Linked DNA regions of Homo sapiens: regions 1, 2 and 4 are each linked to region 3. A link is a contact called in ENCODE Hi-C data. All regions are on one chromosome and are shown on one strand. Each heading gives the region's core, a stretch centred on a gene start or an enhancer-like site at or near the end of the contact. The rest is flanking DNA. Distances are from core to core; before and after follow the strand shown.

Region 1 (6,982 bases), core at 2,025-4,524, 1.1 Mb before region 3:
GGAAATCATAATAAACTCGAGGGCCGGGCGTGGTGGCAGCACTATGGGAGGCCAAGGCGGGTGAATCATGAGGTCAGGAGTTTGAGACCAGCCTGACCAACGCGGTGAAACCCCGTCTCTACTAAAAATACGAAAAATTAGCCGGGCATGGTGGCACGCACCTGTAATCCCAGCTACTCAGGAGGCTGAGGCAGGAGAATCGCTTGAACCCAGGAGGCAGAGGTTGCAGTGCACCAAGATCGCACCATTGCATTCCAGCCTGGGTGACAGAGCGAGACTCTTGTCTCAAAAAAAAAAAAAAAAAGAAACTTGAGAGGTGAGGGTCACACAGGTTCAGAAAGATGAGTCTTTGGGGGTCACAGGGCTTCAGAGATAATGGCACCACTGAAAGGTTACAAAGAGGACAGAGTAGCAGCATTACTGGGGAGTTGTCCCAGAAAATGAGGTATTTGTAGGTTAGGGAGATTGACAGAAATAGAATCATCGAGAGTATAAAACGATTTCCAAGAGAGAGGAACACTGAGACCAAAACAAGGAATTACTGGGATCACAGTATGGGGAGGGGTGATCAGATAATGAGGTTATGGGAATTAGAGAGGAGTAACCAGGGATCAAGACTAGGAGTAATAGAGGGGGTCAGAGGGATGGAAGGTAATGACATAACTGGAGGTGAGAGGAGGTGGAGGTCACTAAGGCTTACATGAGGTCACACAGAATCAAAGAGAAGGAAACAGTGTTTGTGGAGTTTCAGAAATAAGGAGGTTATAGGGCCATTAGGCCCATTAGAGATACTTGAAAGGGTGAGGGAAGTGGAGATTCTGAATAGTTGGAAAGATGGAAATCAGAGATGGGGGTCAAGGAGTCAGAGAGAGCCAAAAAGAAAGATAACAGAGGAGAGTCACTTCCAGGAGTGGGGGGAAGTATGAGAGTCCAGGAGGCTCGTGATCAGAGAGAGGAGTAGGGCGTGGACAAGGGCTCAGAGTCCATGAGCCTGGGCGTAGTGACATCCAAGAGGGGTAGGATGTCAGGAAGCCCAGGAGAGGGAATATGAGGCTGCATTGAGCAACATGCAGAGGGAGTGGGTACAGATATGGAGGGGGTGAGGTGATACAGAATCCTTGGAGGCCCAGAACGTGTCCTGAACCCTTGCGGGGGGCACTTCCTCCTGCCTACTCTTCAGTTGTTCAGCCCAGAGTTTGGGGGAGGAATGGGAGGGACCATCTGGCTCCCAACCCTGTCTACCCACCCATTGCAGGGGGAGGCTGCAGAACACAAGTCTTGCACTACCTCTGCTCAACCTGGAACCCCAGCCCCCAAGACTCATTTGCCCCCACTGGTCCCACTCACCTACAATTCTCCTGGAGGCTTTCTTTGGGCCCCCAGCCCATAGAGCTCACTCTCCTCTCTGAAGTTCTGTAACTCTTGCTGCAAAGCCACTGGTCACTTACTCCCATTATACTGGGCCACTAGCCCATCTGGCACCTTTATGCATATTAGAAAAAGGTGTGCCTTTCTCTAGGCAAAGCAGCTTTGTGCCAAGGCCCAGAGTTTGTCAGAGCATGAGCTGGACTTTAGCCCCCACTTGCCCACTCAGCTGAGCTCCCTTATTTAGTACCCGTCCTGTACAAGTATTCACAGCAGCTCTGATTACCGGAGCCTGCCTTGTAGGCTGGATGGATGTGTGTGACCACCATCCAGCCCACTCTAATATGTATCCCAGGTGTAAATGCTCCAGGGAGTCTCCTCCCTGTCAGACAATATGCCCTGTGGTAAGGGACCATGTGTAATAACCCTGCTAAGTGTTTTCAGTGGCTACCTAGCACAGTTAGCCAAACACATCCTCACAATAGCTACAATTTATTGAATGCTTACTAATTCTTACAACACTACATGAGACAAATATTGTGATCATTGTTCAGATGAGAAAACTGAGGCTCAGACAGATTAATGTGCCCAAGACATCACAATTAGTAACTGCAAAGCTAAGTAAATTCACACTCAGGTGTGCCTAATCCAAAAACCTGTTTTTCCTATAATCTAGAGTCTAGACAATCTATAAATGTGTGGGATGAAAGAAAAGGAAGAATTATTCATGATGGTAGAGGGATTCAGAGAAGACTTGGGGGCCCAGAAAAAGAACTCGGGGAAACACTGGGGAGCCCAGGTGAGGGATGAGATGGGGATCTCACCGAAGAAGCAGTAGACGACTCCAAACAAACAGCACATGATGCAGACGAGGGCCGGCAGTGCCTGGTACCTGCGCTCCAGGGGCTGTTCACAAGGTGCACCCCAGAAGGCATCATCTGGCTCAGGGGGCAGCAGCTGGAACCGCAGTGTTGCCACAGTCCCCGGCATAGTGCTGGGAATAGAAGGGAGTCACCCTCCCAAGTTAACCTGACAGAGGGAAAGTTGGGGTCACGGAGGAGTCCTGGGTCCCCACCAGGATGGGGGTGGGAGAGGGATTGGGAGAACTCAGCAAGGACAGTGGACAAAGGAATAGTATCCACATTTGTGCAGCTCCGGAAGCATCTCTGGAGTGGGGAGCAAAGACAAAGGGAAACAAAAGTGCCTGGCTAGTGGAGGCTGGGATGAAGTTAAAAGAGGGACGGGAGTCGGGGGGATGAAGGGAGCGTGCTGCCAGTGAGAAGGAGGCAGCCAAGAGATTCATCTGTGGGCGGCTCAATATGGGATTGTCCAAGATTTACCTGGGCTGGAGGCGACCTGAGCTTCTGAGTGAAAGAGGCTGTGCAGAGGCCCGAGGGGCCGGGGTTGCGGGGCGCCAGAGGCTCCAACTGACTGGGGTCCAGGGAAAGTCCGTCGTGCGAGGAAGGGGGCTGCTGGGCCGGAGAGAATGGTGTCGGCGCGGTGGCGGCGCCGCTCCACGTCCAACACCGGCTGGCACTCCAGTCCCGCGGCGTCCGGGAACTCGGGCTGGGCCTGAGGAAGGGGAAGGCGCAGGAGCCGGGGCTCGGGCCGCCCCAGAACCGCGGCCCCATGCCCTGAGCCCGCCCGCGGCCTTTGGTGCTGATGGACAGCTCCGGCCTCTGCTCCTGACGTCACTCAGGGCGCACCATCCAGGCAGGGGCGGGCTGCTTCTGACGTCACATGGGACGCACCAACCACGCCGCGGGAGGCAGGGGACTCCGCCCCCGGCGTCTCCCTCTCCCGCACTGAGGAGGGGGCACTTCCGGGGGTCCTTCCCCTTTAACCTCCCCCTTCTCCTCCCTCTCCGGTAGCGAGAGCCCGAGACCCCACCCCGGGGGCGGGGCCCTTGCAGTGACACGTCGGACAGCTGCGGCCGCGGCTGAGGCTCCAGTGCCGAGCGCAAGAACCCTGCGCAGCCCAGAGCAGCTGCTGGAGGGGAATCGAGGCGCGGCTCCGGGGATTCGGCTCGGGCCGCTGGCTCTGCTCTGCGGGGAGGGAGCGGGCCCGCCCGCGGGGCCCGAGCCCTCCGGATCCGCCCCCTCCCCGGTCCCGCCCCCTCGGAGACTCCTCTGGCTGCTCTGGGGGTTCGCCGGGGCCGGGGACCCGCGGTCCGGGCGCCATGCGGGCATCGCTGCTGCTGTCGGTGCTGCGGCCCGCAGGGCCCGTGGCCGTGGGCATCTCCCTGGGCTTCACCCTGAGCCTGCTCAGCGTCACCTGGGTGGAGGAGCCGTGCGGCCCAGGCCCGCCCCAACCTGGAGACTCTGAGCTGCCGCCGCGCGGCAACACCAACGCGGCGCGCCGGCCCAACTCGGTGCAGCCCGGAGCGGAGCGCGAGAAGCCCGGGGCCGGCGAAGGCGCCGGGGAGAATTGGGAGCCGCGCGTCTTGCCCTACCACCCTGCACAGCCCGGCCAGGCCGCCAAAAAGGCCGTCAGGTAGTGATCGGCTGCGCCCGCTCTACCCCCTGGGCAGCGGCCGGGAAGCGCGCGGGGAGGTCGCCCGGGCCCGGGTCAGGCTCCGGAAGGAAGGGGCTGGCGAGCCAGGAAGTCTTTGGGCCCCGATAACTTCCGATGGCCCTGCCTTCCCGAGAGCCGTGGGGCCAGTCCGAGACTTTCTCTGGGCCCTATCCCGGCCTGGGCTGAACTTACTGGACTGTGTCCTAAACCGGCTCGACCCGATGGCGCCCCAGAGATCCTACTAGCTCCCTGGCTGGGCTGCTGGTGTTAGAGAAATGACTTATATATAGGGTGAGTGTATAGAGACAGGGGAAGAGAAAGGAGAGAACTAGGATTTACCTGGATCTCTTGTTCCTGAGTGGGTTACAAGGGCCACCTCAGGGTGAGATGGGGGAGGGAGGAATGTACCTATCTCATTAATGTCTCTGCTGATGAGTTGAAATAACTTCTAAGTAACATTGGGTTCAAATGCTGGTTCTGCAATTTACCTTCTGCCTTACCAAAAGGTAAGTTCCTAGAGCCCCTGAGTGCAGTTTGCCCCTCCCCGCAAAAACACTCAGTACACCCCTATGCCAAACGTTCCTTTATGTCATTTATGTGAGGCATTTGTGGCATAATGGCATATTTATATAGAAATGAGTAGATACATGGTGTGTCCAGCGTTTGGCTGGGTGCTTTAAACAGATATAATCAGTCCCATTTTACAGATGGCTCAGGTTAAATAACATGCTCAAGGACATAACTACTAAGTAGCGAACCCCGGAGTCAGACCCACAATATCTCTCTCCTATCTGGGTGGGTATTGCCATCTCCCAAATGCAAAGCACTACCTGTTTAAGACCATTTCGTTTAAATCCTCATGACCCCTGGGAGAGAGGGTTTATTTTTAACCTATTCATAGGTGAGAGAACAGATACAGAGAAGACGTGACCTGCCAGGGTCTGTGCTGACCACCTCCCCCCCACCCCCCGCCCCGTTGTCCTTTTGATAAGCTTGTGCCATCTCCTCCCCTAGGACCCGCTACATCAGCACGGAGCTGGGCATCAGGCAGAGGCTGCTGGTGGCGGTGCTGACCTCTCAGACCACGCTGCCCACGCTGGGCGTGGCCGTGAACCGCACGCTGGGGCACCGGCTGGAGCGTGTGGTGTTCCTGACGGGCGCACGGGGCCGCCGGGCCCCACCTGGCATGGCAGTGGTGACGCTAGGCGAGGAGCGACCCATTGGACACCTGCACCTGGCGCTGCGCCACCTGCTGGAGCAGCACGGCGACGACTTTGACTGGTTCTTCCTGGTGCCTGACACCACCTACACCGAGGCGCACGGCCTGGCACGCCTAACTGGCCACCTCAGCCTGGCCTCCGCCGCCCACCTGTACCTGGGCCGGCCCCAGGACTTCATCGGCGGAGAGCCCACCCCCGGCCGCTACTGCCACGGAGGCTTTGGGGTGCTGCTGTCGCGCATGCTGCTGCAACAACTGCGCCCCCACCTGGAAGGCTGCCGCAACGACATCGTCAGTGCGCGCCCTGACGAGTGGCTGGGTCGCTGCATTCTCGATGCCACCGGGGTGGGCTGCACTGGTGACCACGAGGTGGGATGATAAGCTATCCCACTGATACCTCCTTGTCATGTTCAAATCCCTCTGAGAGGCAAAGGGATGTTGGAGATACAGGTCTGCTTTTCCATGCCAATTCGGACATTTATTTTCTATCTCTGTGACCCCCAGTAAATTACTAAATATCCTGGGCTTCAGTATCTTCCTTTGTGCCAATGGAAATAATTATTGCTCGGGGTTGTTACAAGGATTAGAAAAAATCAGGGAGCCTTGTACATAATAGGCATTTGATGTTAGTTATTATTTTAGCCCTTGGACAGCTCTGAGACAGGACGCATGCCCATTTCGCAGATGAGCTAGCGGAGGCATGCTGAAGGTCACACAGACTCACAACTGGTCAAGGTAGACTTAAACCCTCAGACTGCAAGTCCACAACAGGTCATAGGCTGAGGAGATGAGACACTTACTATGAGACAACGGAAGACAATGCCAGCTCATCACAGATCCCTTCCCTTCCTCTCCCCAGGGGGTGCACTATAGCCATCTGGAGCTGAGCCCTGGGGAGCCAGTGCAGGAGGGGGACCCTCATTTCCGAAGTGCCCTGACAGCCCACCCTGTGCGTGACCCTGTGCACATGTACCAGCTGCACAAAGCTTTCGCCCGAGCTGAACTGGAACGCACGTACCAGGAGATCCAGGAGTTACAGGTATGGTCTAGGTCTGGGGGTGGCAGAGTGACGGGGACAGGATCTGAGAAGTCACAGAGAGCCCAGAGAAATGACAAGTTAGCACTAGAATCACAGAACAAAACTACTTCCCAGCCCCTGCCTGTTTCTACATTCTCTGATGAGCCTCTTGGCTGTCTATGCTGGGGAAATGATAGGTATGGGCAGAGGTTGGCAGGGGATGAGGGGCCCATCCTGAGTGGCACCTACTGCCTACCCAGTCCCCCAGCTGTGTGCTGCTCCCTGTAATCTGTCCCTTGCTGATGGCCTGTTTCTCTGATCCAGTGGGAGATCCAGAATACCAGCCATCTGGCCGTTGATGGGGACCAGGCAGCTGCTTGGCCCGTGGGTATTCCAGCACCATCCCGCCCGGCCTCCCGCTTTGAGGTGCTGCGCTGGGACTACTTCACGGAGCAGCACGCTTTCTCCTGCGCCGATGGCTCACCCCGCTGCCCACTGCGTGGGGCTGACCGGGCTGATGTGGCCGATGTTCTGGGGACAGCTCTAGAGGAGCTGAACCGCCGCTACCACCCGGCCTTGCGGCTCCAGAAGCAGCAGCTGGTGAATGGCTACCGACGCTTTGATCCGGCCCGGGGTATGGAATACACGCTGGACTTGCAGCTGGAGGCACTGACCCCCCAGGGAGGCCGCCGGCCCCTCACTCGCCGAGTGCAGCTGCTCCGGCCGCTGAGCCGCGTGGAGATCTTGCCTGTGCCCTATGTCACTGAGGCCTCACGTCTCACTGTGCTGCTGCCTCTAGCTGCGGCTGAGCGTGACCTGGCCCCTGGCTTCTTGGAGGCCTTTGCCACTGCAGCACTGGAGCCTGG
Region 2 (7,023 bases), core at 3,098-5,597, 1.1 Mb before region 3:
CGGCATGAACCCAGGAGGCAGAGGCTGCAGTGAGCCAAGATCGCACCACTGCACTCCAGCCTGGGCAACAGAGTGAGACTCTGTCTCAAAAAAAAAAAAAAATCAGCTGGGCATGGTGGCTCATGCCTATAGTCCCAGCTACTTGAGGGGCTGAAGTGGGAGGATGGCTTAAACCTGGGAGGTCGAGGATGCAGTGACCCAAGATCATGCCACTGCACTCCAGCCTGGAAGACAAAGTGAGACTCTGTCTCAAAATAAATAAATAAACACATACATACATAAATAAATAAAGGAGGGAGGGTTATGTGAAAGTCAAGGGGCTTAGGAGAAGGGAGTTTCACAAAACAGGACAGAGCCCTGCTGCCCTGCCTATCATGCTCCTGCTTCTGGTATGTTACTTCCTGCCTCCAGGCCTTTATACCTGCCATTCCCTCTGCCTGTAGTACCTTCCTGTCTCCTTTGTCATCTAGACAAATGGGACTCTGCTCAGACCTTGCTTCCTCCAGGAAGCCCTCTCTACTCCCACCCCAGCAAGGCTGGGTTGGGGCCCCCTTGGTGTTCCCATCATGCACTGTGCATACATTTATTACAGCACCACCCCCAGGGAAATTAACCATTCCCCCCCTCCCCCTGGTCAATCTCTCTTAAAGGGATATAAGATGATTAATCGGGAGTGTCTCACCTGTCTGACAAGACTAGAGCCCACCCCATACTGTGCCAGCATTCTCTAGAGGCCTGAGGTAGAGGGGATGATGACACAGAGTAGGCACCCACCCAGCCCCCACTCTGCTCTCACCTCGTGTGTCTGTGGATTCTCAACGATGCAGCCGTAGTTGAGGGATTGCGTCCTGTTAGCCTGAAAGACAGACACACCCGAGACAGTGACCCGCCTGCTCCAGGGCAGCCACGTCTGTTTTTTCTTTCTTTCCCTCCGCTACAGCACCTGGCATGCAGCTCTGCCACTGACAGGCCTTCAGCAAGGGTGGAAACTGACAGCTGCCCTCCCCCTCCCTACTTCTGAACAGCCAGAGGGCTCGGGGTCTCCACTAACACCTCCATGCTGCCAGAGCAGCGCATCTCCCTCCTGACGCCAGCTCCCACACCAACTCCCGGGGCGCCCCTGCCTCCCCAACACCCTGAATTCCGGGAAGCTCTTGGGATCACCTCCTCTACACCCTCCAGCCCTCCTGACCCCCTCACCGTAGTGCCAAGGAGTAAGAAAGGGTGACGCTGGCGTCGGTGGGCTTCCAACATAGCACTCAAGGGGAAGTCGGAGCAGACATCAGCATTGAGCACGAAGAATGCCTCGGGGCTCCCAGCCAGGATCTGGTCTCGAAAATGGTAAAGACCACCCCCTGTGCCTAGGGGGGCAAATTCCTGCAGGTACCTGTCCCCAGGGACCCGAGAGCCAGCTCAGTGGATCTTAGGAAACAGATACCATGAGCCAGGGCACCTGACCGCCACCGCTTGCTCCCAGGACTACTCCTGCCCAAGGCCCACAGAGAAACTCTATATACTCAGAGATTCATTGATGTCCAAACAAGAATCCTTCTAGTAGGCGAGGATGAACTCCAGCAAATGCTGACTCAACCCACTTCCAAGAACTCAGAGGCCTAGGGCATCCCCACCCCCCCATATACGAGTGTGTGCACAAACACCTGACTGGAAGGTTAAACTCCTGCTGGGCGGCTTCTAGGAACTGGGTGAGGGGCTCATCAGGTTGGTAGAAGCCAATGAGCAGAATCTCCTGCATTCCAGGGACCTGAGGACAAGGGAAGAGGCTGGGATGAAGAATATCTAATAGGAGGGGATGTTGGGGAAATCCTTGGTGCTGGCCCAAAGTCCAGAAACCAGTTTCAGTCTCAGCTGTGGGGCCCCAGGGCACTCACCACTCTGGGCTATTTTCTCCTCTGGACAATGAGGAATTTGGAGGAAGTCGGAGGCCTGATCTTTTTTCGTTTTGTTTTATTTTTGTGAAAAAGGGTCTCGCTCTGTTGCCCAGGCTGGAGTGCAGTGGCATGATTTTGGCTCACTGCAGCCTCCACGTCCTGGGCTCAAGCGATCCTCCCACCTCAGCCTCCTGAGTATTGAAGACTACAGCCATGTCACCACCTGCCTCAGCCTCTAGAGCAGCTAGGACTACAGCCAGGCCATCACATCTAGCTAATTTTTAAACTTTTTGTAGAGAAGGGGTCTCTTGATGTTGCCAAAGCTAGGCTAGAACTCCTGGCCTCAAGCGATCCTCCTGACTCGGCCTCAAAAAGCGTTGGGATTACAGACATGAGCTACCATGCCAGGCCTGATCTTTCAATCAATTATTACCCCCACCAACCTGAACTGGGACTCACTCTAAGAAAGACTTTGCCTACCAAGCTGCATTAATCCATTTCCACCCCGCCCCCTCCCCCCCGGCCATTTTTATTATCTGTCAGCCTAAGCTTGAGATCAGCATGAGGTAAGGGTACCATTTATCAAGGGTCTGCGTTGTACTAGGCATTTTACAAATATCATTTCTAAGCTTCACCACCCAACAAGGTAGGTCTAATCACCCCCATTTTACACATAAGGAAACTGAGTGTCAGAGAGGGTGTGTTATTTGTTGCAGACCTCACAGCAGGCAGAGACTGAATTCAAACCAAAACCTTGCCTGGCTCAATACGAAAAGCAATAAAGAAATGAGCAACAATGTGATCAAGGATATGAATTTGTGCTTGGTTATCATTAAGAGTCTCCATGCTACGGCTTTACATTGTCTCCAAGATCCTTGCCTGATCTCACATTCCACACTTTAAAAATAGGAGTGAAATCTGAGCAGGAAGAGGCCAGATGAGAAACTAGATTAGGGGAAGACAGCAGGGCAGCTGCACAGCATAACTTGAGGGGGCGCCATTCACATTGTCATCTGTGAATGATGGTCCTTGGAGTTATGCCTGGTGGGAAGAGTTCATGGTTGGGAAAGGGGGAAACAGCATGAAGATAAGCAGGAAGTGAGGTGAGAGAGGGGAGCCCCTGAGGTTACCTGGGCACAGGCTTCAATATGGTGTTGGATCATAGGGACCCCTGCCACAGGAAACAATGGTTTGGGCACCTCAAAAGACAAAGGTCTGAAGCGAGTTCCTGGGAGAGGAGAGAGGAGAACATTTCGGCCTCCTGCCTTCCTCTGCCCCCATCCCGCCTACCACTCCAGCCCAACCTCCTCCCCCCATTCCCCTGGCACCTCACCCTTTTGAGGGCCTCCAATCAGGATCACCGCTTTGAGCATAATGGTGACTGCTACCTAAACTTCAAATTCCAACAGAGAAATCAAGCTCAGATCTCCTACCCCAACCAAGCCCCAAAACCCAAATAGCAACACTTAGCCCTCTCCCAAGATGTAAACCCAAAGCTCAATATAGTCTCTGCCTGGACCCAACACCTCACAAATCCCACACATCTCAAATCCCAGCAGAGAAATCAAGCTCAGATCTCACACCCCAACCAAACCCCAAACCCCAAATAGCAGCACTTAGCCCTCCCCCAAGATGTAAACCCAAAGCTCAATATAGTCCCTGCCTGGACAGAACCTCACAAATCCCACACATCTCAAATCCCAACCCAGATTCCAGTCGGCCTTCAAACCTCACAGTGATTCCTCCCAAATTCTGAAATTCACACCCCACAATTTGATCTCTAAAAGACTTCCCTCTGGCCATGAACAAATTCTGCAAATTCAGAAACCTGGCAGAGACTCCCTTCTCAGACCCAAACCTCAAAATACTGAAGCCTCAAATTCCCAAAGTGTTGCGTCTTCATTCTAGATATTAAGCCCTGAACCCCAATAGTGAACCCTGAATATTGGACAGCAAACCCTGAGTGAGCCTCAGATATTTAACTTAAATCCTGAACGTAATCCCCAAGTACTGAACTAACACTGATCTGAATTTGAAGAACCCCTAATCCCAGCAAAAATCCTCTATATGCTAAACATGAATCCTAAAACTAACCTCTGTATGTTGAACCCCAAATCAAAAGACAGGTTCCCTTGGCATCTCAAACACTGAACCTATTGACCCCCCTCCAGTCCTAATACGGACGACTGGGTCTAAATCTCTGGATTCGGAGGATTGATTGATTGCTGACCCTCTGAACCCCACAACTGACTCTGTCCAATAAACCCTGGCCTCTCATTGCCAGGGATTGTGGGACCAACACAGGGGCGGGCGCACCGAGGGCCAGCCAGGACCTCGGAGCCCGCTCTCCGTCTAGAGGGTGTCCCCTGCCCCTTACCCCTGCCGCCACCCCTCCACCAGCTCCCTTTACCACTAGCTCCCTTCACTCCAGCTCTGCCGCCCGCTACTGCAAGCTCCTTCCGCGCACGTGTCTTCTCGCAAGTCGCGAGAACTCATTCGCAGGGTCTGCCGGGAATTGTAGTCTGACCCTTTACCCGCTTTCTAACTTTATGGGAGAGGAAAGAGGTGCTGAAGTCCAGGGGTGTGACCAAGGGATCGCGGGGCGGGGTTAAATGCGAAGAAGGGTGGGGCCTGAGAAGCCCAGCCTGGAACTTAAGACTGGGACCCGAGCTGTTGGGGAATCGGCCTCGGGGCAGCAGCCGAAGTGAGGAACTGGGTCCCACAGGAAAACGGGACTAAGGACAGCAGGGGTGTGTGGCCAGCCCTGGAAGGGGCGGGGCCAGGGGCAAACAGCCACAAGGGGCTGGGGCTGGAGGCGCTCAAAAGCGGAGAAGGCGGAGTCCCAGGCCCAGCCGGCGGTACCGCTGGGAAGTGAGGGCGCCTTGGACGGCGAGGGCAACTCTTATCAGTTTGACTGTCTGAAATGCAGCACGGCGCTAGGCGCTCTCCAGACCTCCCTGTGACTCCAACAGGCTGTGACCTTGGCGTGGGGGTCTGGAATACGTGTGGGCGCTGGTGCGGGGGAGAGGGAATGGCGACGCGGAAGAGCAGGACAGACGCGGAGGGTCAGAGAGCAGCTTTATTAAGCAAGCTGGTGGAGGGCTGTGGGTCCCACCACCCCCGGGCTCGGCGCCAGGGCGGAAGGTCCGGGGGTGCCGTTCAGGCCACGTCGACGCGAGCGAAGCTCTGGTCCATGCCCAGGCTGTTCTCCACGTACACCTCGTACTTGCCGCTGTCCTGAGGCGTGGCCCGGCGAATGGTCAGCGTCGTGGTGGTGCTGCCGATCTCGAAGAACACCCTGCGGAAGGGCGGCGGGGAGGAGGGCGGAGCCGTGGTCAGTACACGGGCGCACTGGGCGGGGCTCCTTAGCCAGCTCTGTTCCTCGCTGCCCAGTCCCCGCCCCCGTCACTCCAGCCAGATTTCTGGGCTCAGTCCCACCCAGGTTCCAGCCCCAGGCCCTGGCCGTGCCGCAGGTCCCGGCCCTCGCCTGTCATCCTCCTCGATGTCCTCCCCGTCCTTGGTCCAGCCTACGTCGGGCGCAGGCTCTCCCAGGATCTCCGCAGTCAGCGTCACGGTGGTGCCTTTGCGCGCCTTAGTGTTGTCGGGTCCCTTTTGAATCTTCGTCGGGACTAGCGGAAGGAAAGGGGAGCGAAACCCCGTGAAGGACCCGGAGATGAGGCAGGGCATCACCTCACCGGCTAATACCCGGCACTAAATACAGATGCATTTAAACTCGCAGTGTGACGTTGAGCAAATCATTAGCCTCTCTGGTTTCATCTCCTTGGCTGTTAAAGGGACTTATCCCTGCCTCTCCTACTTCTCGGGGTCGAATAGAGGATCAAGAGAGATAAGGCGGGCGAAAGCCCCTGAATGTTCACACATCTCGCGGTGCCTCAGAGACCGCTCCGGGTAGTGGAAATTGCCAGAGTTGGGAGCCAGAAGACCCGGGTCCAACCCTGGCTCTGCCTCTGGCTTGCTGTGTGACCTTGGGGACCCGGAGCCGCGTGATGGAAGTCCACAGCTGACTGCTCAGCCCGGGTGGAGCTGGATCCCGAGGTAGGGAAGGACGCACTTGGCTGGCGCGGCGATGCGCCCCAGGCCGTGCCCAGAGCTGGGCTGGCGGGGACCCTGTAGCTAGGCCCAGAGGTAAACACGCGCAGCTGGACCGGGCTGCGGGCTCTGGCTGAGTGGTGCTGGTCTGCGCCCTGGCGCTGCGCCCGGGGCGCGCGTACCTTCCACGAGGATGCGCGCCGAGTCGGAGCACTGGCCGAAGGGGTTGGTGACGTTGATGCTGTACTGGCCCAGGTCTGCCAGCTCGCCGTCGCGCACCACCAGTGCCACCACGTCAGGGTCCTCGAAGACGTAGCGGTACTTGGGACCGTCACGTAGCTCCTTGCCGTCCTTACTCCAGCGGATGAATGGGTCCGGGAAAGCCGAAATGCGGCAAGTGAGCTTGGCCGCGCTGCCTTCGATCAGCACCACGTCCTTCAGCGGCTCCAGCACCCGCGGCGGCCCCTTCTCGCGCAGCTCCTTCCGGGACCTACCCGCGGGCCGAGTCAGGGCCCAGAGTTCCTAAGACAGGCCCGGCCACAGCCCTTACCGCGAGCGCACCATCTCCTACCTGCCCCCTGGACCGGCCAGACCCCTAAACGTGTGGCTTGGTAGGGAAGAGGACTGCTCCTGAACTGCTGCCCTGATAGGATGATGCATTCCTCCCGGCCACTCCCCCATACCTCAGTAACGACCCTCCCCTGAGACCACTCATTCTAAAGGCTCCTGACGCTGCTCAGCGCTTACTCAAACCCTACTCAAGAGTGCGCTCTCTGCAGCTCCCTTCCTCCACAGGGCTCCGGGGTTCCCTCTCACCTGTGGCCCCGGTAAGAGGCCTGGATACGAATGGCCGCACTCTGGACCTGTGGGTCATTGATGTCCAGGGTACATCCAGGAGCTGGGGCCACAGCCACTGGCTTTTTGGCAGGAGCTGCTTTAGACATCTGGGGAGTGGGCGACAAATATGGGGGTCCAGGTTGAGACAGAGGCTCCCACCTTCAGCCCTTTTCCTCCCTGGTCAGAACATTCAGGGAGATGGAGGAATGGGGGTGTCTGCGGCTTCTCTGAGGATCAGACTCACCGT
Region 3 (6,897 bases), core at 3,701-6,200:
ATGTCCACCGTTCCCAGACTGGGGGTCCAAGGCAGGAACCCTGCCCCCAGGAAGCAGAACCGGAAGGGGCCAAGGGGCCCAATTTGGCAGCAGAGAAACATGGCAGCATGGACAGAGACAGAAAAAGGGAGCAGCAGGCAGGGCCCCCCAGGTCCCCTGAGAATAGGGGAGGAGGTTTGAAGGCACTGACACGGGGCCTGGAGCTCACGGTCCTCAGTGCAGCCTGCTGCCCCTACACCGCCTGGTGGGGCTGGTGGGGGAGACGCCCGCTTCCCCATGGCACTGAGTGTGGCGGCGGCCCATGGGTTTTCCTAACAAAGGCCTGGGCAGTCTTCCTGGGAGGAGGTGTGGGTATCATTGGTCAGGGGCAGGTCCTGGCCCCATCACCCTCACTAGCTCCCTGGCCGTGGCTGCCTGAGCACTGAGTACACGTCGTCCACACGGCTGAGTTGCTCGAAGAAGGGGAGGAGGTCGTGGAGCTCTGTGTCACTCATGTTGTCAAACCACGAGGCCACCGGTACCTGGGGAAGTGGGTGTAGGAAGATGAGGGGGGCAGGTGGTCCTGGGTGCAGAATTTCCAGGCCAGCCCTATGTAGCCACTACTCAGATCATGCAGTTTCTGAAAACCCCTCACCCACAGTGTTCAAACTTTTTTGACAGCAATCCCCAGGAAAACACATTTATAACGTAACAATGCAAAAGCTTCACAATTCCTAACCTTATCTGTGCGAAGCACTCGGATACTTTTTTTTTTTTTTGAGGCAGGGTCTTGCTCTGTTGCCCAGGCTAGAGTGCAGTGGCACAATCTTGGCTCACCACAGCCTCTGCCTCCAGGGCTCAAGTGATACTCCTACCTCAGCCTTCTGCATAGCCGGGACTCCAGGCATGCGCCACCACGCCTGGCTAGTTTTTGTATTTTTTGTAGACATAAGGTTTCACTATGTTGCCGAGGCTGGTCTTGAACTACTGGGCTCAGCTACCTGCCCACCTCAGCTTCCCAAAGTGCTGGGATTACAGGCATGAGCCACTGCACCCGACCGGATATTTTCTATTCTATTTCATTTTGTTAAAATTCCCAATCAGAACCCACTAAATTAATTCTGTGGGCCATCAGTAGGTCACAACTGGCAATTCGAAAAATTGAAACTTTCCAAACTCCGTTGCCCTGTGGGGGCCCCTGTGCATGGCAGATGCTCTGCTTTGTGCGAGGGGAAAAGACCATATGGCTACAGGGCAGGTGGATGAGGGGAGTGGGCGGCAGGCACAGGCAATGAATGCAGGAAGGACTGGGAGGGCACCCACCCCCCAACTGGGGATCCAAGAGGCCAAGGTGGCCTGAATGGACTGACCCCTTCCTGGGTCTCAGCTCCTGTCCCAGTCCCAGTCCAGCCCGCACTCACAGCATTGTCTGGATGGAAGACATAGGAGGCAGGTGAATTGTCCAGGATGAGCACCCGCCGCAGGTCTCGACCCAACCGGCTCAGGTCCTTCACGTAGTTCCCCCGGTGGAAGACGCAGGACTCTCGAAACAGCCGGGCCCGGAAGGCCCCCCATTTGTCCAGCAGGTCAGCTACTGGGTCTGCGTACTGGGAGCAGGAGGTGGGTCATCCTGGGGCCCGCAGGTTCATTGGGCTGCATGCGGGAGGTAGGTAGGAGGGCAGGGTTGCCCCGGGACCCCTGTGGGGCTCACCTTGGCGAGGCTAGCAGTGAACAGCACACATTCAAAGAGCTCGCCCATTCGCTGCAGGAACTCATCCACGTGAGGACGCTTCAACACGTAGACCTGGGGGGCGGGCCAGTGAGGGGGCTGCGGGCCAGTGGGGCAGTGTGGGGGTGGCCGAGGGCTGGCAGGGCATGGGCCAGGGAGGCAGAGGCGCACAGGAAGGAGACTGGGCCCGCAGGCTCCGCTTGGCCAGCTACCCTGACCACTGCTGGGGAAACTGTACCCACCCCCCGCCAGAAAACGATCAAAACTTCCACTCCACTGGCCAGTCCTACCTCACGAGGTCCCTAATTCCCAATCCCTTCCCCTGCCTCAACCTCAGCCTAGTGCAGGAATCCAGGGGCAGCCCCCTCACCCCAAGGCTGCAGGGCACCGGTCCCCGAGCCAAGTAATGGAGAACAGGCTGGACAGCACACAACCTATCCTGAATTACTTGAACTGGGTCCCGGGCAGGGTGGGGCGAGGGAGCACAGCACGGGGGAGCCTAGAGGAGGAGCCCACTCTGCAGGCTTGGAGTCAGCACAAGCCCTTGAGGTTCTGTGTGACTTTGGGACAAGTCTCACACCCTCTCTGGGCCTCTGACATTCCACATGTATCCAATTCCCATCCGAGGCGCTCCGGATTGGTGGGAAGAGCCTAGGGTCTGGAGGCAGATGCCAAGCCCACCACTGCCTCTTCCTGGCCCTCACCTGGTGGACCACCCCATCAATCTCCACAGGGATGATGAAGTCCGCGTTGTTCACTGGCTGTGGGGGGAAAAGAGCTGCTGGAGTTGGAGGAGGAGCCCCAGGGCATGGGGTCCAGCACACACCTCCCTCCCAGGCCAGGGTGGGGGATGCCCCCCGAGACCCGGGCTGAGGGCTGTTGAGCAGGGCCCACCTTGAAGGAGCTGTGCACCAGGGTCTCGTCCAGGTCGATGACCACGCAGATCTTGTCTGAGTCCTGGGCCTTGGCCTCAGGGAGCAGGTATTGGACTGGGGTCTGCTGTAGGGAGGGCGGGGCTGGCTGGGGTGCCTCTCTCCGGGCCTGGTCCTTCCTCCCACGCAGGCTTCTCCCCCTAGCCGTCTCCAGAGGAACCCCAGGCCCCAGGAACAGATACTTCCCCCTTCCCAGCTTTGCCCCTGCCAGCTCTAGGGCTTGGGTAGGCCTCTTGGCTCTTTGAGACCTCTCTAAAAACCAAGGTAGGAAAAAGCTTCCACTTATGAGGGAGAATTCAGTTTCCCCACAGTGGGCAGGGCCTGGCAGGGGAGGCTGCCACCCTCCTACTCTGCACCTTTCAGGTCTGCAAGTCCATCCTGAAAAGCTCAGTCAGGAGCCCCTTCCCCTAAAGCCCTGAAGACTGAGTCCAGGTGCCCCCGTGGCCCCACCTGGCCCCCACGCACCTTAGGGATGGCGCCATTCTCCTCCACAAGCAGGGGCGCCCCGCTGTGAGCAGGCAGGGCCTCCCCATCATCCCGGCAGACACAGCAGAAGAGTGAGTGGAGGATGCCCCGGCTTCGGGGCTTCTGGGAAGCTGCTGACTTCTGGTCACCTGAAGTAGGGAGGCACAAGTTGGAGGCTCGGTGCACACTGGCCTGCAGAATCCTGCATGTGTGCCCAGGTGTGAACCCCTGAGCCAGGAGGATCTTGCCGTGGCCCCTTCATCCAGACACACGAAGGCAGCTCCTGACTTTCTCTGAAACGCCCCTGTCAGGGCTCCACAATCAACTGCAAGGCTCCTGCAGCTCCCAGACAAATAGGTCTAGCAGGTATTAAGGCGCCCACATAGGGAGTGCGTGGCCTGGAGAAGGAGGTCCTGGGGTGCTCTCTCCCTGCCTCTCACAGCCTCCATGACTGCTGCTGATCAGCCCCATTGCGGTGCCTCCTGACCCCACCTTACCTGAGCACCCCTGCTCAGGACAGCCAGGGCCTGGGACCCAGGGCAGTCCACCCCTGCCCTCCCTCCATCCTCTCCACCCCCGTGGGTACGAAGTCCTCACTGCGGCTGGGCCCAGAGGCAGGGGTGCAGTCCCGCGGCCTGGGGCCAGTGTCCAGTGGCCATCTGTTTGCCCTGCCCCGCCCAGACCTCCGACCTGGAGCCCAGCAGCCTGATTGACAGATACCCCTCCCACCCCACCCCCCTCCGGCCCCCTGCAACTAGCCTTTCCACCTTGCCCTCAGTTCCGGGGCAGCCAGACCCAGGCGAGGGTGGGCAGACCTGGGGGCAGCGTCCAGATCCTGAGGTCCACACGGGGAAAAGGAGAAGACAGACCCCCCCACCCCGGCCCAGCCACGCTGGGGGACGCAGCCTCGTCGGGGCGGCGAGGCTTTGCGGGGTGGTGCGTGCCCACTAGGCGCACGACTCTCCCCGCGGGCGCCAAGCGACTCTTGGAAGTGCCGGCCGTCCTCTCTGTGCCTCCGAGGGGGTCGGCGCCTCCACGCGTGACGCGAAGTTTGTGGGGAACGTAGCTGTGTGTTGGCGGGAGATCCCTCCAAGCCTCCCCAGCCTGCTGTCACCTCGGCGCCCCCTCCCAAGACCCTACCGGACCGCAGCCCGGGGGGGTGGGGGTGGGGGGTGGGGCGGAGTCTCAGCGGGTGGCCCATAGGCGCCCTCCTCAGCTCCCCCATCTCCCAGCCCCATTGGCGCCAATGGTGGGGGGGCGCCCATGCACCACGCAATGCCTGCCAGGAAACCCCCGAAGAGTTCCCTCTCTATTCCTGCCTCAGTTTCCTCACCTCGAGCGAACAGGAGCGCCCCAAAGGCGCCAGGCCCCGCCCCGCGTCTCTGAGCCTCCTCTGAGTTCAAACTCTCTCCCTGCTCCCTCTCGGGCTGGGAGCTTCGGGCACAGCTAAGGCGGCCGCCCGGGGCGGCGGCGGCGGCTCCCCTGGGGAAGATCCCGGCCCCTTCTCTCCTCCCACGGCGCCCCGGCTTCGGCCCCCTCCCCGCAGCCCCGGTACCTTTGCCCCGCAGCGGGCCCCGAGCCTCCTCCTTGCTGATCTGAGTAATGACGGCCGAGCTGTCCATGGGGCCGGGCGCGCTCCGCTCCGGCCGGACTCTGGCCCGGGCGCCCGGCCTCCCCCCCGGCTGGGGCCGGAATCGGGGCGCGGGGGGGAGGGGAGGGGTGGGAGGGAGGGATCCCCGCGAGCTCCGGAGGGGAGGGGAGCCAGGTTCTAGGGGGGAGGGGGAGGGAGGGGGCGCGGAGGAAACTTTGTTACAACATGGAGTTTCCTTCCCGCGAGGCGGATGCAAACATGGAACCCAGGCGCCGTTTCAAGGCTCCCCCTTAAAAGGGCAACGGCTTCGGCGTGACCTGGACTCGGCTGCGGCTTTCGCCACTTCTGGGACCGGCGCGGCTAGGCGGACTGGGAGGCGGGCCGGGCCGGGTTCCTGCCGCGCTCCAGGGGGCGTCGCCTCCCTTCCTGCCGCCCGCCGGCGGGGCTGAGTCTCTGCGGCTGCGTGGCAGGCCCGGCACCCGGCTCACCGTTCCAGGCCGCCGAGCGCCCTCGGCCAAGGCCCGCCCGCCGGGAGCGCCCACGCCGGGGAGTGCCCGAGTGCGGCGCGGCTCCACCTCTGCGTTTTCTGAAGACCCGGGACTAGAGGCTTCTCGGTTTCCTCGTTGAGGACTTGGAGATAGCACTACCTCATCTGTAAAATGGGTCTTCTCTCCTGTCTGGTGGTCGCAGAGATCACCTCGCAAGGACGTCAAGAGCCAGCGAAGGCTCTGCTGGCCCGAAACAGCTGTGCAAACCTCAGAATCACGCTCTTGAATGGGACGGTCGCCGCCCCCCGCAGCCCCAGGGCGAGGTGCCCCCGGTCTGTAGGACGTGAAATTCTAACTCTCTGCCCTGGGAAAGCCCCCTGCCGACCTCTCCCCACGGCCCCACCCGGGGCCCCGCACGTCTACCCGCCGCGCACGGGCCACCGCGCGTTCCCGCCTGAAGTTTTCGTACGCGCTGTTCCTTTCGCGTAGCCAAATTCCACCGACCTCGAGGAAATGCCACCTTCTCCAGGGGCCTTCCCAGACCCCCTCCCCTGCCCGCGGTCGACGGCCGCCCTGTGATTACTGGGGGTGCGGTGGGAGTCACTGGACTCGCTGCCGATCCTAGGAGCCCAGCACGGCGCCGCACGCGGTGGGCCCAAAGCCCGACCGTGGGGGACCTCAAACCAGAGGCCCTCAAGGCCCGTTCCACCCGGCCTGTGGCGCAGTGCTGGGCACTTGGGAACGGAGGTCCCTGTCTTCTCGCTGCAAGCCCCTCCGTGGTGCGCGCCGTGGGTCTGCGGGTTGGTCTTTTTCCTCGTTTATGAAGTTCTTTTCACTCGTCGTTACTATTTTGTAAGTTCACCATTTAAAAATTAATAATGCCAAGCCCGACAAACACCCCTCGGCACTTCCTCCCCTCCCCCTCTCCCGCGGGCCTCCGTGGCGGGGCGGGGCGGGCGCGTCCTGTCCCGTCCGGCCGCCGGGTGCGACGCGGCGCACGTCCGCCAGGCCCTGCCGAGGGGGAGCCGGGGAGGGGAGGCCCCGCGCGGGGGCCGGGAGGGGAAGGGAGGGGAGCGGCGTCTGCCAGAAGGCGCGGCGGCTTCGTGCGCTGAGGCTGGGAGTAGGGGCGGGAGGGGACTGTCGGGGACTGATACCCCGGTCCCCGGGCTGGATCCCTCGGCCCTCCTCCTGCTCCTGGGTAGCCCACGGGGCGGCCACCATTGCGCTTCATCACCGTGATCGCCACACGCTGCTGGCGTTTTCCTAGGCCTGCTCTGGCTGCGCCCCCTAATCTCATTTACCCCTTAGAACGGCCTCCTTCTTAACCCATTTCACAGATGAGGAAACTGAGTTTCAAGAAAGGAAGCGACGTGCTTCGGGTCTACCGGCAAGGGCAAAGGCGGGATTCCAGCCTGGGAGCGGGACATCTGTCTCCCCTGCGGTCCGGCCCCCTGGGTGGGGCCTCGGCTTTATCTCCGGATGCGGGGCCCTCATGACCCCAAAAGGAAGCGTGTGGCGAGGGACTGAGTGGAGTCGTGGCCTCGCCCTTGGCCTGGGTTGGGTGGCGCGCTTTCCTCTCCCTCTGTGAAGGGGGCTGGTACCTGGCCGGCTGTCCCCACACCCACCATTCCCAGACGCGCCATCCTGAGCTCACAGGATTCCTCAGGAATCCCCCACCTCCTCCACCCCATCTTATCGCCACTTCAAGCCGTT
Region 4 (7,355 bases), core at 241-2,740, 1.2 Mb before region 3:
GAGGCCAAGGCAGGTTAATCACTTGAGGTCAGGAGTTCAAGACCAACCTGGCCAACATGGTGAAACCCCGTCTCTACTAAAAATACAAAAATTAGCCGGTCATGGTGGTGCACACCTGTAGTCCCAGCTACTCAGGAGGCTGAGGCAGGAGAATCACTTCGTCCCAGGAGGTGGAGGTTGCAGTGAGCTGAGATTGCGCCACTGCACTCCAGCCTGGGTGACACAGCAAGACTCTGTCTCAAAAAAAAGAAAAGAAAGAAAAGAAAACTGCTATAAAGAGAGCTTCCACAGATATCGTCAATAGGAGCATGGAGTGATGGAGGACAGCTAACATTAACTGTAGTATGTACCAGATGACTTTGGTATCTCATTCAAACCTTCTCAGAATCTCTCAAAGAGAAGCACTATTAACCCCATCTTACAGATATGAAAATTGAGGTTCAAAAAAGTGAAAAATCTTGATGGAGATCATATAATTGGTAGGAAGTTACTTCTCCTATCTGATCTCAAAGCCAAGGCTTTTTCTACCACAACTAATGCCAACCAAGTATTCAACAACTACTGTGGCTCCATTATGCCCAGGCACAGTGCCAAGCATCAGGGAAATCATTACAATAACAATAGCTCCCAACTGTAAGCAGTTACTATACTTGCAGGCATTGTACTAAATACATGAATTAAAACGAATCCCCACAAATGTTAAGTACAATCACTATGCCAATCTGTGAGGAAAACTGAGCCTCAGGAAACAGTATGGCAAGTTTGAAAGAGGGTTGATATTCCAACCCAAGTGGGTCCGACTCCAAATCTCGTGCTTCTATCTACTGTATTTAGTACCTTGCTACACAATAATGATTATGACCGAGATCAGTCCCTGGTCCTGAGGGGCTTTTAGTCAGGTAATGATCACTTCCTTCTGACAGTGTCAGAGAAGGCACGGAGGGAGGGATACCGCCCTTTGGCCTCAAAGGACGGCTAGAGTTTAGGCTATCACAGGCAAAGGACACTGTAAGGGCGAACAAACCTGGGAAAAGTAAAGAAATTGAACTCTGACACCTGGTGACCCTACCAGTCGTAACTCCATGACTCTCAGGGCGTGTCTCCAGAAAGCACCACCCCCACCTCGTCCGAGGTCCGAGGCCCAGCCCAACCGGAAGTCCACTCACCGGACTCCCGCAGCAACCCCGCGAGCTTCCACAACAGGGAGTCCCTCTGAGCGGTCGTCATGGCCACGGGACGCTGGGGGGCGGAGCCTGGGGGGGGAAAGAGGAAGCGGAAGAGCCTCAGGTGGGCGGTAGTGCCAAAAGCCCAGGGCGTCCGCGCAAACCGAGGCGTCATGCGGAGAAAAAGGCGAGAAAGAAAAGAGAGGAAGAGCATCCTCCTGGCCGCCCTTTCGAGGAACATAAGTCCTGGTCAGACATACCGAACCTCCCCGTCTGGTCCTCCTACCAGCTCAGCTGCCCGGCGCCTATCAATGATGGAAAGGAAGTCCCGCCCCGGAAGAAAATCGAGCCAAGGGACGACCGGAAAACATGTCTCTGCCGCCGGAAACCGCGCCGTAGATCATGCAAACGAATCGAAAAGGGGCGGTGCGGGGGCTGTCTCCTGACCGCGGTGGTGGCTGCAGTGGTTCCCTGGGCTTCCTGGCCCGGAGCTGGGCACCCATTATTCCCCCGCCCTGCGCAGCCTGGGGCTCCCGCTTGGCTTTCGGCGAGCCTACCGCGCCGGTGAGGAAACCCTGACTCGTTTGCAAACTGGGCGGGGAAGCAAAGTTTAGAGAAATGGAGCTTTGTTAGATAAAAATTTTTTCAACGCAAACAGTCATTTTCCAGTGAAAGGAGAGCGTATCCGCCGTAGGATGGACTTAGATCGTGTAAAAGCTGAGGCCACCGAGGATATAACCTCCGGGGTCCTTTGCCTCCTTTTCCTTAGACTCCCTCCAAACTCGTGTATCTTTCCTTCAGCAGTACTGGGCTCCACGCGAACCTAGTCCTTTGTCTTTACCCTATTACCTTTCATAACATCCTAGTTGAAAAGTAGTTATTCAACCGCGTTTGAAAATGAGAACAGGTTCACAGAGGCTAGGTTACTTGCGAAGGTCGTTCAATTAGTAACCAGTAGCGCCAGGACTGCCAGTTTCTTGCTTCCGAATTCTCATGGTAGCTTTCACCAGGCTCCCCGTCAAATGCTAACGTCAACTACTGAACTAGATTAGCAAAAAGGTCTTTTAACAGAATTCCTGGTTTTCAGAGAGAGTTTCTTTCATGAAGCGCCCCATTTCTACAGAGGAAAATCAAAATGAATCCTAAGCCAGTTGAAAGGAGGGATAGGATCATAGTCATCTTTATCCCAAGTTGCCAGATTTGAAAGATTTTATTTTCTCAAGACAAAATATTTGAAATGGCAAATATTTCAAATATTTTGAATATTTGAACCACACAATTTCGCATTCATGGCATACTACTTGTGCTCTGAGCTGAAAGCCTTTTAGGTTAAATAAAGTAAGTGGAGATACATCCGAAGCAGCAGTGTTGAGCTCAGAAAAACAATACCCCAAAATACGGCGCTTTGGTATGCTGACTATTTTGAACTAAAAGAGACTGGAAGGCCTCAGGCACAGTCTCTCCGACCTTTTCCTGCCCTCCTGTCTCCCAGCCTTCTTTCTTCCCCAAGGCAAGCCATAGAAACCAGAATTCCTCTTCCCCAAGATGAGTCACAGAAACTAGAAGCCCTCTCCCCCAAAGCCAGCCATAAAACCTAAACTTCCCCCCACCTTTCTATGTAAGAGCTGGCCGTGGCCTGGCGCGGTGGCTCACGCCTGTAATCCCAGCACTTTGGGAGGCCGAGGCCAGCAGATCACCAGAGGTCGGGAGTTCGAGACCAGCCCAACCAACATGGAGAAACCCTGTGTCTTCTAAAAATACAAAATTAGCCGGGCATGGTAGTGCATGCCTGTAATCCCAGCTATTCGGGAGGCTGAGGCAGGAGAATCGCTTGAACCCGGGAGACAGAGGTTGCTGTGAGCCGAGATCACGCCATTGCACTCCAGCCTGGGCAACAGGAGGGAAACTCAGTCCAAAAAACAAGCTGGCCGTAAAGAACTTCTCTGGCCTACCTTGTCTGATAGGCCGTAAGACCCTCATTCTGGAAGAGATCCTGCCTCATACCTGGGAGGAAGGAATGCTACACAGAAAGACCTCGTTGGGTTTCCACCTGCTGTCTGTTACTATTAAGTGGCACACTTTTTGCCCAACCACATTACTGCAGGCTGTCCATTTTTCATAGAATCTAAGCATTAAAAACAAGTTTTCCCTGGCTCTTTGGGTAGCCATTTCTGAAGGCTCCCATGTCATGTAAAACTTTGATTAAATAAACTTCTTAGTTTATTTTAGATTTTTCTCTTAACCTATCTTGTTATACGAGCTCTGACCCTTATGATGAGGAAGAAAGGCATCACAACTTTTCAGCCCCTACAACAGCTAACTAGTATGCAAATATAAAGTCAGAGTAAGAGCTCAGTATATTTTGTTGAATTATTAATCCCATAACCTGACGATTGTCAGTCCCTGTTTATTAATCATCTGGAACTTAGAAGGGCAGATTCTCCCAAACAGTAACTGCCAACTCTACCCCTCTTAGGCAAGAAACAGATTCTTTTCAAGTCACTGACATTGCAGTGTCTTGAAATCTGTTTCAGCCGTGCCTTTTCAACCCATAGTTATTTTCTGAGAATTGCTCCACCCACATGGGTAGCCCCTGTAGCCAGGTTTGCTCTATATCCCTTTGCTTCTCAGAAACATGGAAGTGGACAAAGGGAGAAGCAAAGAAAGCTGAACTACAGAGGGAGAGAAAAATAGATCTACTAAGGGAAAGCAACAGGAGACTCCGTAGTTCTTGTTTCCCTCCCCCTTGTGAGGCCCACTCTCCTTTCTACCCTTGGCCTGTAGGGGAGGCCTTGGCTGCCTTCCAGAGAATTCTCCCCCGCTTTTTTTTTTTTTTTTTTTTGGCCTAAGTTAATCTGAATGTATTTCTGTAAATTGCTACCATAAGAACTTCAACTAAGACAAAACCTTTACAAAATGAAGTCTAGATTAGCAAATCTAAAAGGGAAAAAAATTCCCATTCATCATAGCAGCCAAAAAATCAATAAATTATAGATATAAATACAAATACACACATGCTTATAATATTTTGAGAAATATGCCAGATCTATGTGAAGAGAACAAGAGAACTTTAGGACATTAAAAATGACCCAGCCAGGCACAGTGGCTCACACCCAAAATCCCAGCACTTTGGGAGGCCAAGGCAAGTGAATCACTTGAGGTTAGGAGTTCGAGATCAGCCTGGCCAACATGGTGAAACCCTGTCTCTACTAAAAGTACAAAAATTAGCCAGGCGTGGTCGCAGGCACCTGTAATCCCAGCTACTCTGGAGGCTGAAGCAGGAGAATCACTTGAACCAGGGAGGCAGAGGTTGCAGTGAGCTGAGATGGCGCCATTGCACTCCAGCCTGGGCAGCAAAAGCAAAACTCCTTCTCAAAAAAAAAAAAAAAAAAAAAATTCTCTTTATTAAAATGGTGTGCAGCCTGGCACGGTGGCTCACGCCTGTAATCCCAGCACTTTGGAAGGCCGAGGCGGGCAGATCACGAGGTAAGGAGATCAAGACAATCCTGGCTAACACGGTGAAACCCCGTCTCTACTAAAAATACAAAAATTTAGCCGGGCGTGGTGGTGGGTGCCTGTAGTCCCAGCTACTCGGGAGGCTGAGACAGGAGAATGGCGTGAACCCAGGAGGCGGAGCTTGCAGTGAGCCGAGATCGCACCACTGCACTCCAGCCTGGGTGACAGAGCAAGACACCATCTCAAAAAAAAAAAAAGTATGCAATGCCATTTCAAAAATTCATGTTGCTGTAAAGTAGCATAACATGTATGGGCTGCTATTACATAATTTCATACTATCATCAATGAGTCTGTGTTTCTCGAAGACATGCTATGATATCACTCTGTTAACTTGCAAACACTCTTCTAAGTTTTAGTCTCCAGGACTGGTACTCCACCTAAAATCAGAAATGTCCAGTTGGTTCTTCTAAGCACCAACACCAGCTGCACATGACAAAGAATTCCTAGCACTCTGGTACTAGGGAGGCACTACTCATCTGCCTGGGGCTCCACGCCCATGTTATTGTGTGGAGAGAGAGCTGCTGCTGGTAGCTTCCCTACCACCCCGAGTTTCCTGGAGTAGGCTGTGCAAAGTGCTGATGATAAAAGAGGGTAAGGAAAGGTGTGCTGGTTACTAGCTTAGGTTTCGGGGATGAAAAGAAGGGAGAAGGCCGGGCGTGATGGCTCATGACTCTAATCCCAGCACTTTGAGAGGCCAAGGCAGGTGGATCACTTGAGGTCAGGAGCTCAAGACCAGCCTGGCCAACATGGCAAAATCCTGTCTCTACAAAAATTAGCCAGGCGTGGTAGTGTGCATCTGTAGTCCCAGCTATTCAGGAGGCTGAGGCAGGAGAATCGCTTGAACCCAGGAGGCGGAGGTTGCGGTGAGCTGAGATCACACTACTGCACTCCAGCCTGGGAGACAGACTGAGACTCCATCTCAAAAAAAAAAGAAAGAAAAGGAAAAAAGAAGGGAGAAGAGAGTATCTTCATACAAGAATGAAGAATGACTGCCAGCCGCATAATATAGATCTCAGATCCTGCTTATTTCTGATACCTTGAACCATGCGAGACCCAGGATCCTTGCCTACAGGGGAACAGAAGTCATATTTCACCTTTAGGATACAAGCCATTGTCCTGGGTCTAGACCTCCCTGTTCTGATGCTGCAGCCCCCAACAGAAGATCAGATAACTGAGACCTACGGATTCCACCAAAATGAAAATGTTACACTTGGGTTGGGGGTGAAGGGGGGTGAAATTGGATGATCTATTTGTTTCATCATCTTGCTATCTTTAGCTGGGCATGGTGGTGGGTGTATGTAGTCCCAGCTATTCAGGAGGCTGAGGCGAGAGGATTGCTTGAGCCCAGGAGTTCAAGGTTGCAGTGAGTTGTGATCACACCACTGCACTCCAGCCTGGGCAACAAGGTGAAAAAACTTGCTATCTTTGTGTAGTAGGAAAGGGGGAAGGATGGAAGAGAATGAAAAGGTATGATTACCTCCAAATATAGTTTTGGTAAAAAGAGTTTGTACCAGAGAGGAATCCGTATGCCTAGTAGCCACAGCCCCAGGATGAGTGGCCGGAGGTAGTTCTTTCTATAAGTAACCTTGGCTCTGCTACTAGACTTGGCCACAAAAGACTGGCCCAGGAATTAACTCAGTTACCAAAGTCAAAAACATACAGGACACATCAGCCACACTGGAGGAGGTCTGGCATGAGAACTCCGAGTTAGACCATGACCAGGCACGCTCATCAGAGCCTGGTTCCGGAAGAGATTTAATTTGAGGCACACAGAGGGAAAGCTGGGGAGGCAGAAACTAAGCTCACCGAGAAATCAGAGAAGCTGGGGCCTGAGAATGACTGACTGAAAAGAAAGCAACAGAATAACAATATTCCAGTGACCCAGCAGCCGCTCCACTCTCCCCTTATGAGAGGAGTTGACCATTCTGCATAAAATAAACTGAGTGCTTCCATGAGGAGCTCTGCAGTAAACCCGACGTTATATGAGAGTGTCTTTAATTATTTTCATTGTCTATCCCGGAAAGCCATGGAACCATTTGAGAAGGGGGTTAAGAAGGGCTATAAGAAAGACCAGAACTATGCGCTTCATTCAGGACACAGGAAATGGAGAGATGAAGACCCGAAGAATATTGTAAATAAGTAAAAAAAAAAAAAAAAAAAAAAAAAAAAAAGAAAAGAATTGGTCTTCAAAGGACAGAAACCTGATAGAAAATATGGATAGAGGTGGCTATGGAGAAGAGAGGAAAGCGGACAGAATCCGAGACAGGAAGGAAAACACAACCTGCTGTTTCAGGCATAACCCGCAGAAGGCTGGTTGGCAAAATCACCTATAGTATGTGACAAGTGTCTTCCATCTCAGTGCTCCCTACACACATGGCCAGAGAGAGGAGGGGAATGATCCACAGCAAGGGAGGAAACTGCACATAGAATAGCAGTCAGCCGAGCGCGGTGGCTCACGCCTATAATCCCAACACTTTGGGAGGCCAAGGCGGGCAGATCACGAGGTCAAGAGATTGAGACCATCCTGGCCAACATGGTGAAACCCCATCTCTACTAAAAATACAAAAATTAGCTGGGCATGGTGGTGCACGCCTGTAGTCCCAGCTACTTGGGAGGCTGAAGCGGGAGAATCACTTGAACCCGGGAGGCGGATGTTGCAGTGAGCTGAGATCATGC

The links. A loop is a pair of places that touch in the nucleus more often than their neighbours do. Pooled maps may share reads with other maps.
Region 1: a loop to region 3 is called in a map of naive thymus-derived CD4-positive, alpha-beta T cell, with 7 times the contacts of the local background. The contact joins the promoter of CHPF here to the promoter of CTDSP1 in region 3. A Hi-C loop is called at or near these places in 2 of 168 maps with a recorded cell type or tissue (CD8-positive, alpha-beta T cell and naive thymus-derived CD4-positive, alpha-beta T cell), 4 of 37 single-sample maps with no recorded cell type and 13 of 50 pooled maps.
Region 2: a map of naive thymus-derived CD4-positive, alpha-beta T cell shows a loop between it and region 3 (7-fold over the local background). The contact joins the promoter of GMPPA here to the promoter of CTDSP1 in region 3. A Hi-C loop is called at or near these places in 1 of 168 maps with a recorded cell type or tissue (naive thymus-derived CD4-positive, alpha-beta T cell), 2 of 37 single-sample maps with no recorded cell type and 13 of 50 pooled maps.
Region 4: a loop to region 3 is called in a pooled map, with 8 times the contacts of the local background. The contact joins the promoter of STK11IP here to the promoter of CTDSP1 in region 3. A Hi-C loop is called at or near these places in 1 of 168 maps with a recorded cell type or tissue (CD8-positive, alpha-beta T cell), 4 of 37 single-sample maps with no recorded cell type and 13 of 50 pooled maps.

The regions. Positions count from the first base shown.
Region 1 is chr2:219,540,101-219,547,082 of GRCh38, reverse strand. It overlaps CHPF (chondroitin polymerizing factor), which reads left to right and starts at 3,274. Exons shown (of 4, transcript NM_024536.6): 1 at 3,274-3,858; 2 at 4,894-5,467; 3 at 5,958-6,137; 4 at 6,441-6,982. The coding sequence starts at 3,545. It overlaps TMEM198 (transmembrane protein 198), which reads right to left and starts at 3,055. Exons shown (of 5, transcript NM_001005209.3): 1 at 2,706-3,055; 2 at 2,190-2,394. The coding sequence starts at 2,355. RefSeq lists silencers at 2,853-2,992, 3,033-3,742, 3,753-3,842.
Region 2 is chr2:219,496,215-219,503,237 of GRCh38, reverse strand. It overlaps GMPPA (GDP-mannose pyrophosphorylase A), which reads right to left and starts at 4,347. Exons shown (of 13, transcript NM_013335.4): 1 at 4,300-4,347; 2 at 3,223-3,282; 3 at 3,020-3,117; 4 at 1,659-1,762; 5 at 1,201-1,387; 6 at 797-856. The coding sequence starts at 3,262. It overlaps SPEGNB (SPEG neighbor), which reads right to left. Exons shown (of 5, transcript NM_001286811.2): 1 at 7,021-7,023; 2 at 6,756-6,883; 3 at 6,122-6,429; 4 at 5,377-5,518; 5 at 4,951-5,187. The coding sequence starts at 6,883. The coding sequence ends at 5,049. All of the region lies in intron 1 of ASIC4-AS1 (ASIC4 antisense RNA 1), which reads left to right. RefSeq lists enhancers at 4,278-4,467, 4,472-5,289, 5,290-6,107, 6,108-6,925, 6,926-7,023 and a silencer at 5,298-5,377.
Region 3 is chr2:218,397,921-218,404,817 of GRCh38, reverse strand. CTDSP1 (CTD small phosphatase 1) reads right to left here and starts at 4,950. Exons shown (of 7, transcript NM_021198.3): 1 at 4,661-4,950; 2 at 3,106-3,254; 3 at 2,603-2,707; 4 at 2,413-2,469; 5 at 1,691-1,783; 6 at 1,401-1,586; 7 at 1-521. The coding sequence starts at 4,727. The coding sequence ends at 393. MIR26B (microRNA 26b) reads right to left here and starts at 2,172; the gene lies at 2,096-2,172. RefSeq lists silencers at 4,503-4,662, 4,823-4,902, 4,973-5,342, 6,033-6,302.
Region 4 is chr2:219,591,992-219,599,346 of GRCh38, reverse strand. STK11IP (serine/threonine kinase 11 interacting protein) reads right to left here and starts at 1,490. Exons shown (of 25, transcript NM_052902.4): 1 at 1,424-1,490; 2 at 1,167-1,253. The coding sequence starts at 1,227. RefSeq lists enhancers at 1,049-1,108, 1,319-1,538.